Linked DNA regions of Homo sapiens: all the other regions are linked to region 3. Evidence: chromatin contacts called from ENCODE Hi-C or POLR2A ChIA-PET data. All regions are on one chromosome and are shown on one strand. Each heading gives the region's core, a stretch centred on a gene start or an enhancer-like site at or near the end of the contact. The rest is flanking DNA. Distances are from core to core; before and after follow the strand shown.

Region 1 (2,988 bases), core at 386-2,885, 150 kb before region 3:
ACAGACTAAAGGCTGAGGATAAATAGGAGGTGGCTAAATCAAAATGGGTCAGGATATAATTAAAAAAAAAAAAGTGAGGGATGGTACCGTGAAAGTCAGAACCTTAAAATACAGTACATGAATGTCCTCCTTGCACTTTTGCCCAGTGAAGTCTGGACAAGAAACCCCCAGAAAAATACCCTGTATAAAACTGTGTTTCACCACGCAATGTAGTCTAAGAATTTTCTCCTGCCTTACAAAATCAAAACTATAATTTTAACCTAGGAACCACTGACCCACTGACCGGAAAACCTTATTTGTCTGTTGACAACAAAAACACAAGTCCAAAGTCAATTCTAAGCACTATTTCTGCTAAATATTAGATTTGAAATGCCTTCATTTTTCTTGAATAAAAAGATGAATGGACAGGTAAATAAAAGGAGGAACATAATTAGCTGGGCACATTCTTCTAGCTTCCTGCACCAGATGTTTGGACAGGATTTCAAAGAGAAGAAAAATCAGGGCTTGGGTAAGGTGGTGTAACCAGGACTCAGGATCCTACATACCTACCTCCTCCCTCTGATACGGGACTATTGTTTTCCCTTCTTTCCATTTACTGAGTTCTCTCTGGGGTCATCTAAAGGGAAAGGCCAGAGAACACACACTGGGCCTACAGAGGAAGAGCTTCATTCTGGAAAACTGCTGGTGGTTGCGGGTATTTCAAACCAAGAGAAGTCAGCAGAGGCTGATATTAAGAGGCATTGCTATAGTTTATGGAAAATGGTCAGTCAATTAACAAGGTAGAGCTAAATTTTTGGAAGTATATTTTATAAGTTTTTCTTTTTCATCTCTGCTCAGTATATTTATTTTTTGTATTTACTTCATTTGGCTTTTTGTGTGGCACTGGACTTAGCGCCAAGCAGTCCTGCAGGGGAAAGGCACTTCAGCATATTTTAGATAGTCCTCCTTTGAGGTACTATTCATTTGGGGACTCACATCAAACTACTGGAGGCCAGGAAAATCTAGATGTAACAAAGGTAAGTACTGAGACTTTTACCAGGAGGCCATCATCAGGAATTCTAGGAACTCACGGCTGGCCAATGGCATAGAATTATTTTGGTTGTTCCTACATGTGCAAGATGGGTACATGTACAAGGTTGATAAGATATAGATGGGAGTGAGTGAATCATAAAGCCTGAGGAACTAGAGAATCTGAGAAGGAGAGCAGTGTAAGGTCTTGACCCTGTTTCTCAGGACTTCCAGACTTCCCATATTGCCTTGAAACGGAGACAGAGCCCTTACCTCATATGGGAAGGGGCATAGCTTCCAGGTAAAGAGGTTCAAGAAGCCAAAGAAAGAAAAGTTGCTTCTTCTGGCCAGGATGAATGTAGGTGTGTGTATGGCTGTCTCTAGGATCAGAGATCAAAGGCTCCTCCAGTCACTGGCACTGCAAGTCCTCTCTGGAAGTAGAGATAGATGCAGACAGGCAGCTGAGAACCTAGGGCAGGATCCTGCAGAAGTGAGGAGCTGAATCTCTTCCAAAGTTCTCTCATTCACTGTCCTTGCGAGAAAGTCCTTACTGCTTTGGAATGGTTCTAGCTGAGTTCTTAAGTCCAGGTCCTCAGATTTCATATATTCCCCTCATGCTGTGTTTCATGATAAAAGAGGAGCACAGCAGGAATGTGAGAAAAGAGGTATAAGAAGAGCTGCTTAAAAGAGACCCACCAATGCCCAGCCTTACTGTCTCTGCGCCAACAGTGAGGCCTGTCCTGGGGGAGGGTTCATAGTCTCACCCTCTCAGCTGACATGACCTCCCCTGAAAATATTGCTCCAGGAAATGGGATTTTAATAAATCCCCTTGGGCATGTCTCCTGGCCTGCCATTTCTTCAAACTTTACCACCAAATGAGCTCTGAACCTTGAGGCCTTGTTCTGCCCGCCATGGGCTTGCTGTGTCTCACCACTCATTGGAGTCTAAGATCTTTCTCCTGCCTTACAAAACCAAAACTATAATTTTAACCTAGAAATCACTGACCGGAAAACCAGACAGAGGCTGTTTCTGACAAAATAGATAGTGTCAGTAACCAATCTGAAAAGCAACACCTCCCTGTCCAGCCCTCTGTCCAAAATATAAAGTCTGTCTCATGGGTTCTATAGATGCTGCCACTCACATATCCCTCTTTGTGCCACTAGCCTGGGCTATTACCAACTAGAGGGAGTTAACTATGCTTCTGTTAATATCAGGTCTTCCTTCACTGAGCTTTAATGAGGATCCAGCACTAATTTATTTTTCAGTTCTTTGTTTCTCCTTTCTACTCCCTCTTGTGTGTGTTCATTTGTTCATGGGCCTACATATTCTGTGATCAGTCAGCTGAGCTGCTCAGAGCTTTGGGATGATGACACAGCACCTGCTTGCACTCACTTCTGCTTTTAGTTCAGGCTTTCCCATCTCTCACCCAATTCTGTGCTTAATCTTCCTCATTCTTTAGTATCTCTTTAATCAGCCATTTCACCAGGAAATGCTGAAAATTTCTTCCGGAGTTATCATATCTTTTCTCTTTGAACTTAAAAAAAATAAAAATAAGTTTCCACTTTCTGTTTATATAAAATATATACTCAAAATTATTTCAGAAGTGCAACAGAAGAACTAATATAAAAATCTTTTTATTTTTTAATTATAAAAGGAATGTACTGAAAAGACGGTTTTAAACATGTAAATTATAAGAGCAGCATTATTCACAGTACAATAAAAATTAGAAACGACCTTTATGCCCATCAACAGTGGAATAGATAGATATGCACCAAAGGGTTACTATGTAGGAATCTAAACAAAGGAACCAGAGCATACAACAAAAAAAGCAACTTAGGAAACTAATATTAAGGGAAGCAAGAGACACCTTAGGATTATATATCGTGGTACTTCTTTTGCAGTGTTAAGAACTTAAGTGAAAATAAACTTCCTATAAATATGTGTACATTCAATAAAACTACATATAAATGAAGAAAGAAA
Region 2 (3,196 bases), core at 297-2,796, 190 kb before region 3:
GAAGCTCTGGCATGACTTAGCTGGGTCCTCTGCTTGGGGTCTCACAAGGCTGCAATCCAGGTGTTAACTGAGCTGTATTCTCATGCAGAGGCTTGGCTGGAGAAAAACTGCTTCCAGGCTTATGTGTTGGCAGAATTCAATTCGTTGTGGTTGTTGGACTGAGGTTCCCATTTTTTTGTTGGCTGTCATCCAGGGCTGCTCTCAGCTCCTGGAGGCTGCCTACAGTTCCTTACCACATAGCCATCTCCATAGCTCCTCTCACAACACGATGGCTTACCTTTCAAGGCAACTGGAGAGAGAAGTATCTGCCCTAAGGAAGGACTCAGTCTCTTTTTTAAGGGCTTTACCTAATTAAGTCAGGCCTATTCAAGATAGTCTTCCTTGTGGTTAACTCAAAGTCAGTTTGGGACTTTAATTGCCTCTGAAAAACCCCTTCACCTCTGCCATATTACTCAAAAGAAGAGGAGACATTATATAAGGCACAAATCATGGAGCCTGCCTTATCTGTCTGCCAACTAACAAAACAAAAAAAGTGCTTATCCCAGTGTTTGATCTGAAGTAGGGGCTCAATAAATGTTAACTACTTCAGTCGTTTAATTTTTTGAAAATCCCTGCTGAAACTACAGTGTCCATCCCAGTGGGATGTGGGGCTCAAACATGTAAATTCTCATGGAAGGGAAGGAGGACCTAAATGAGGTTACCACTGTCAAGCCAAGAGAACATCTCATTCTCCTAGAGATTACAGAATTTCTTAGAGTTAATGAAAATATATAGAGAGGAGCCATGACTGAGGACCTAGAAGAGCTAACCCAGAGAATTTATATGGAATGTATGTTCATATTGGGTTTCAGGAATTTTTCACTGTGACAAGTTAAAACACAAAGAGGAACAGAGAGTGGGCAGAAAGAAATTGGAGATTAGGAGGCTTAGCAATTGTAGCTGGGCTATTCAGGACATGGAATTCATTTGGTGCTTTCATCTCTTTCTGTCTGATGAAGGCAAAATTGTTGGGATGATTTCTGGTTAAGATTGGCCAAAGTTTGCTGGGCACGGTGGCTCATGCCTGTAATCCCAGGACATTGGGAGGCTGAGGTGGGAGGATCACTTGAGGCCAGCAGTTCGAAACCAGCCTGGCCAACATGGTGAAACACCATCTCTACTAAAAATACAAAAAATTAGCCGGGGGTGATGGCGGGCATCTGTAATCTCAGCTACTCGGGAGGCTGAGACATGAGAATTGCTTGAACCCAAGGCGGGGAGGTTGCAGTAAGCTGAGATTGCGCCACTGCACACCAGCCTGGGCAACAGAGCGAGACTCAGTCTCAAAAAAAAAAAAAAAGGATTAGTCAAGGAACTGAAGTAACTAGGAAGCTAGCAGGTATAGCAGAAAAAAAGTTAGGAAAAGAAGGGCTGCTTGAATAGGATGAACAAGGCCCAAGCACCAGAGAAACCTGCAGGACTGGGGACGGAAACACAGGAAAGAGAGAAGCTCCTCAGATAGGTCTCTCTCCAATCTCCAGGTGACCACAAAGATTTAAAGTAGAATGGCGGACCAGCCACTAGAGGGAGCATTAATACAGTCTTTTGTATTACTGTGTCAAGTTATGATGAAGATATGGAAGGTGACATTGAAAAACAAAGTAATGATCAAGACAGAGGGCCTGAATTAAGGCCAAGCCTTTTTCCTTTGTACTGTAACTTGAAGTTACATACCACAGCTGCAGCCAGGGAATCTGATTCTATTGGGTAACTTTCAGAAGAATCTTCCCATCTCCTGGTACTTCTACTATGAGTTAATAAGAAATATTGGGCATGGGAATTGCTTTAATGTGGAGACTATCATTATTTTGGTGTAGACTGAAGGTAACAGGAGATGCTGTGTCTCTTTTCTGCTAATGTTTTTGGCAAGTCCTGGGTTTGGTTTGGTTTTGTTCTTTTCTCCAAGAAGGGACATTCTTTCCTCAAGGAGATGAAGGTTGTGACCTAGGGAGGTCTCTCTAGCCTTTGAAATCCTATAGCCGTTGACCACCAAGTGGGTTAGGAGGGAACCAAAAAATAGGATACAAACTGCAGTTGCTTTTTCCTTCTAAGGCTTCTATTAAGCTAGAATTCTCAGAGCTGTCATTTCAAGAGAATAGACCAGGACATGTAGGGAGGTGGGAAGAATTTTCAATGATAATTGTCTCTACTGTACAACCCGGTGCATATTTGGACAAACATTGTGTGGCTCTAGGAGGTGGGGAGTCAATGTAGGTCCCACCACACCATCAGACTCTCCTCACTCTGCACTCCACATGAGTAAGCTCTGTGGGGCACTGTGGAAATGGGTCAGAAGAGAGTTTTCAAGATGACTTTCCCTGATGGGAGCTGGCAGCCTTTTGATATGTACCCAATGAAAAATATGATCCATTAGTAATTTGGGAACATCAGTTTGTATCCTAAAGGACACCACTTTTTTTTGTTTTGTTTTGTTTTTAGATGGAGTTTCACTCTTGTCACCCAGGCTGGAGTGCAATGGCACAATCTTGGCTCACTGCAACCTCTGTCTCTTGGGTTCAAGCGATTCTCCTGCCTCAGCCTCTCAAGTAGCTGGAACTACAGGCATGCACCACCATGCCCAGCTAATTTTTTATATTTTTAGTAGAGATGGGGTTTCACCATGTTGGCCAGGCTGGTCTTGAATGTCTGACCTCAGGTGGCCCACCCACCTTGGCCTCCCAAAGTGCTGAGATTACAGGCGTGAGCCACCGCGCCCAGTCAGGATACCACTTTTGATCATCAGGCAAAACAGAAAAAGATTTCAACTTTGAACTAAATATAATTGATATCTAAATATATGAATTAAGTTCCACATTGCTCTAGAGAAATATATCTTTCAACCAAATTAGTTAAGGAACAAGTAAAACTCTAGAGAAAGATACCTTTCTCTAGAGCAATGTGGAAATTAATTCACGTATTTAGTTCTCACCAAAGACTGAGTCCCTGGTAGTTATGAAGCTTACTAAATTGATCTTTACTGAGGATTAATGCAAAAGCATTGACTAGGTGTAGGTAGTGTCAGAACAAACTTTAGTATTTTTTTTTCAGAAGGTAATTATCTTTATAGTTAGGAAATGAAGAAGGAATCCATTCCTTTGGCCAGAGTATCTGGGAGGAAATCCTTTGCAGTTACATAAAAAGTGAACTTTTTTGGTTA
Region 3 (3,108 bases), core at 454-2,953:
CCAGTCTAATCATAGGAAAAATATCAGAAAACTCCCAATAGAGGGAGATCATACAAAATACTTGACCAGTACTCCTCAACACTGCCAAGGTTAGGAAACACAAGGAAAGTATGAGAAATCGTCACAGTCCAGAAGAGCCTAAAGAGACATGACAACTAAATGTAATGTGATATTCCAGTTGGGATCCTGCATCAGAGGAAAGAAAAAAGATAAAAACAAAACAAATAAACCAGCTAAAGAAGTCTGGTCCTTACCAGCCTGGACAACATGGCAAAAATCCATCTCTACAAAAAATAAATTTAAAAAAAAATTAGCCAGGCATGGTGGCAAGCACCTGTAGTTCCAGCTACTTGGGAGGCTGAGATGGGAGAATCACTTGAGCTCAGGGAGGTCCAGGCTGCAGTGAGCTGTCACACCACTGTACTCCAGCCTGGCAGCCTGGGTGACAGAGTGAGACCCAGTCAAAAAAAGAAGAAAGAAAGAAAAGAAGCAAGCAAGCAAGAGAGAAAAAGAAAGAAAGAAAGAAAGAAAGAAGAAAGAAAGGAAAGAAAGAAAGAGAAAGAAAGAAAAGAAAAGAAAAAAGCAAAGAAAATAAGAAATCTGAATAAAGTATTGTGGACTTAATGTATCAATGTTATTTTATTTTTTATTTTTATATTTTATTTTTATTTTCTTAGTTGTAACAAATATACCATAATAATTTAAGAGGGTAATAACAGGGAAAACTAGTTGTGGAGTAGAAGGTAACTCTGTATATTACCTTCTCAATTTTTCCAAAACTGTAAATCCAAAACTGCTCTAAAAAATAAGGTCTATTTAAAAAGAAATAAAAGAAACTATATGGTGTGTCCTTGTTTTTTTGTGTCACTAGCTGTTCAAAGTTGCCATCTTGTTTTACCTTAGTCCACTCCTGGCCTAGATATAAAGCTCTCTCTGGTTTAAGTTCTTTCACTCTGCTCCTACAGCACTGTCCACATGCCTCTAGGCAAGCACTAATCATATTATCATGTACTTAATGCCACCAAGCATTCTCTCCTTTGTGACACACACATCCCTTCCCTCTGTGTCTCCACACCCACCAGATTTCCTCCTACCTCTCAGGCTGATCCTCCTCTCTCTTTTTTGCAGGTCCGCCTTCCTGACTCAACCAATGGTGTTGGTGTTCCCTGGGCCAATTCCAGCCCATTTCCTTCTATTTTCTCTCTTCCTCTCTGTCCCTTTCTCTGCAGTCCTATTCCAATGGATAGCATCAATCACCATCTACCCAGATTGACCCAAATTTTACAGGTCTAGCCCCAGACATCTCTAAATTCCCAAATGCCTACATCCAAATGCCTAATTGACAATGCTTCTCAGATGCCACAAAGTACCTCAGTCTTAACAAGCCAAAACTGAACAACGAACTGCAAGCCCTCTCACTTCCATACAAAACTGAATGAATGAATCTGTGAACCAATAAACCAATAAAGACCATGTAAGAGACAATGTCTTGTCGAAATTGTCATTGTTTTTTGATTCCAGACAAATGGGGTGTGGGGAACAGAAAGGCGATTTGGACTAGTTTCCCCGGACGGGATGAGGCAGCGCCGGAAGTATGACGCTCATTTCTTTAAGCCACTAGAAGCTCACCGTGAGTCCATTCACAGGGCCAGAGTTCCAAGTGTGCGGCGTGGGCGGGGCCTGCAGAAAGGGACGGGGCCTGCAGAAAGGGACGGGGCTGGCAAAGGCCTGGTCTACCTCACCGATCCGGGTCGCGGGGGCTCCTAGGGGGTTCCTTCCACAGCTGGTGCGCGTGCGCAAGAGTGCGTCGAGGTTGTTCCGCGGCAATTTATGAAACTCGGAGCCGGCAGTGAGTTGAGGGTTCGGCGAGGTCAGGGATTCCTAGTTGCAGCGTGATTACCAACGCCAGCTCCCTTCACTGTCCAAGACAGCGATTCCGCGGCTCCTCTGAGAACTGGCGCTTGTGAGTGACTGAACGGGCCACTGGAGAGGAGCGGTGCTCACGGGTATCGTTCTCGTCAGCGGGCGGTGGGGACGCGGGGTCTTGGAATTGGGAATCACGCTTGAGGGCGTCCATGCGGAACGTGCAGCTTACCTCAGCTTGCTTGCAGTTACCCAGTTTCCACGCTGCCCTCCAAGGTCTGTGCCGGAAAACCTGGAGGAGGGCGCGAGCTGACGGGAGGGATGGAAACGTGGGCTGCGGAAGTAAGACAAGCGTTGAGAGCAGCGACAGAGGGCGAGGGGGTGGGCGGCGGGACGGCTGGGGTCAGGATCCAGCTCCGCTAAAGCAAGGATTTAACCACACTCCTGTCGCCTCTTCCACTCTGCAATAGGGGCAGTCTCCAGACGCGCAGAGTGGTTAGTATGTTATGATCAGCTGGTTTGGGAATGGCTGGTATTGATGCCTCATGGAAAAACCAAGCGTGACTGGATCAATCAACTGGGAAAGACAATGGAGTTTTAATTAATTCATATTGCCTTGTTTTCCCAGTCATTCCTGGCCACCTCCCTAAAAGATTAAAACCTCCAAGTATCGTACTTATTTTAAAATAATTCTTTCTCCATTTAACATAAATGACTTCTATTCAGTCACTTATTTGCAAACTGTTTTCTGTTCCTCTTTATCTAAGCTACTCTCGCCAGGTGGTTCTTACCTCAAGCAGCTGTCCTACCTACAACCTGTTTGATTAGAAATAACCCTCTTCACAGACAGTACCTTTTTTCCATAATTAGCAGCTGTTCGAGTTCCTTGCGGCCATAAAACCGTAGAACTGGTGCCACCTGGTTATATTAGTCTAACCATCCACTACAACTTCAGGTCCCTCCGTCACAGTGGTACTGGCTCCGTGTCTTAATCCTGAATCCCACCTTTATATCAGAGGCATCTATTCAGTACTTTAGAGTTTAACTGTTATATTTCCTGGCTTTGTATATTCCAGTGTTCATCATTTGCCACTTAAGCTACTTGCAGTCACGTCACACCTTGGATCTCTATCATCAAAACTATTCCACCTCGGAAATCTTACCTAAATGCAGCATGCCATCCTGAACGTCTCTCCCTGTCCTAGCTCTGTAACTGTTTACAGTGAGTAATTCATTAATTTGTGT

What was found. Hi-C counts contacts between places; a loop is a spot of excess contacts on that map. ChIA-PET counts read pairs that join two places held with the same protein, here RNA polymerase II (POLR2A). Pooled maps may share reads with other maps.
Region 1: a map with no recorded cell type shows a loop between it and region 3 (4-fold over the local background). The contact joins the promoter of OR2AG2 here to the promoter of ZNF215 in region 3. A Hi-C loop is called at or near these places in 2 of 37 single-sample maps with no recorded cell type and 3 of 50 pooled maps. POLR2A ChIA-PET finds 5 or more read pairs at or near these places in 1 of 52 experiments (OCI-LY7).
Region 2: a pooled map shows a loop between it and region 3 (7-fold over the local background). The contact joins the enhancer-like site here to the promoter of ZNF215 in region 3. A Hi-C loop is called at or near these places in 1 of 168 maps with a recorded cell type or tissue (naive thymus-derived CD4-positive, alpha-beta T cell), 15 of 37 single-sample maps with no recorded cell type and 10 of 50 pooled maps. POLR2A ChIA-PET finds 5 or more read pairs at or near these places in 3 of 52 experiments (H1, OCI-LY7 and activated CD8-positive, alpha-beta T cell).

The regions. Positions count from the first base shown.
Region 1 is chr11:6,770,341-6,773,328 of GRCh38, forward strand. It overlaps OR2AG2 (olfactory receptor family 2 subfamily AG member 2), which reads right to left and starts at 1,636. Exons shown (of 2, transcript NM_001004490.2): 1 at 1,282-1,636.
Region 2 is chr11:6,736,510-6,739,705 of GRCh38, forward strand. No RefSeq gene overlaps it. Among named protein-coding and RNA genes, the nearest start is that of OR2AG2, 34 kb to the right of the region's middle. RefSeq lists enhancers at 1-87, 338-517. Within about 2 kb of position 1,547, at least 2 of the 41 ENCODE cell types and tissues checked have a DNase peak (open chromatin) inside an H3K27ac peak, as active enhancers do.
Region 3 is chr11:6,924,723-6,927,830 of GRCh38, forward strand. It overlaps ZNF215 (zinc finger protein 215), which reads left to right and starts at 1,704. Exons shown (of 7, transcript NM_013250.4): 1 at 1,704-1,963; 2 at 2,940-3,085. It overlaps LOC107984019 (a long non-coding RNA gene), which reads right to left. Exons shown (of 4, transcript XR_001748112.3): 2 at 1,095-2,440.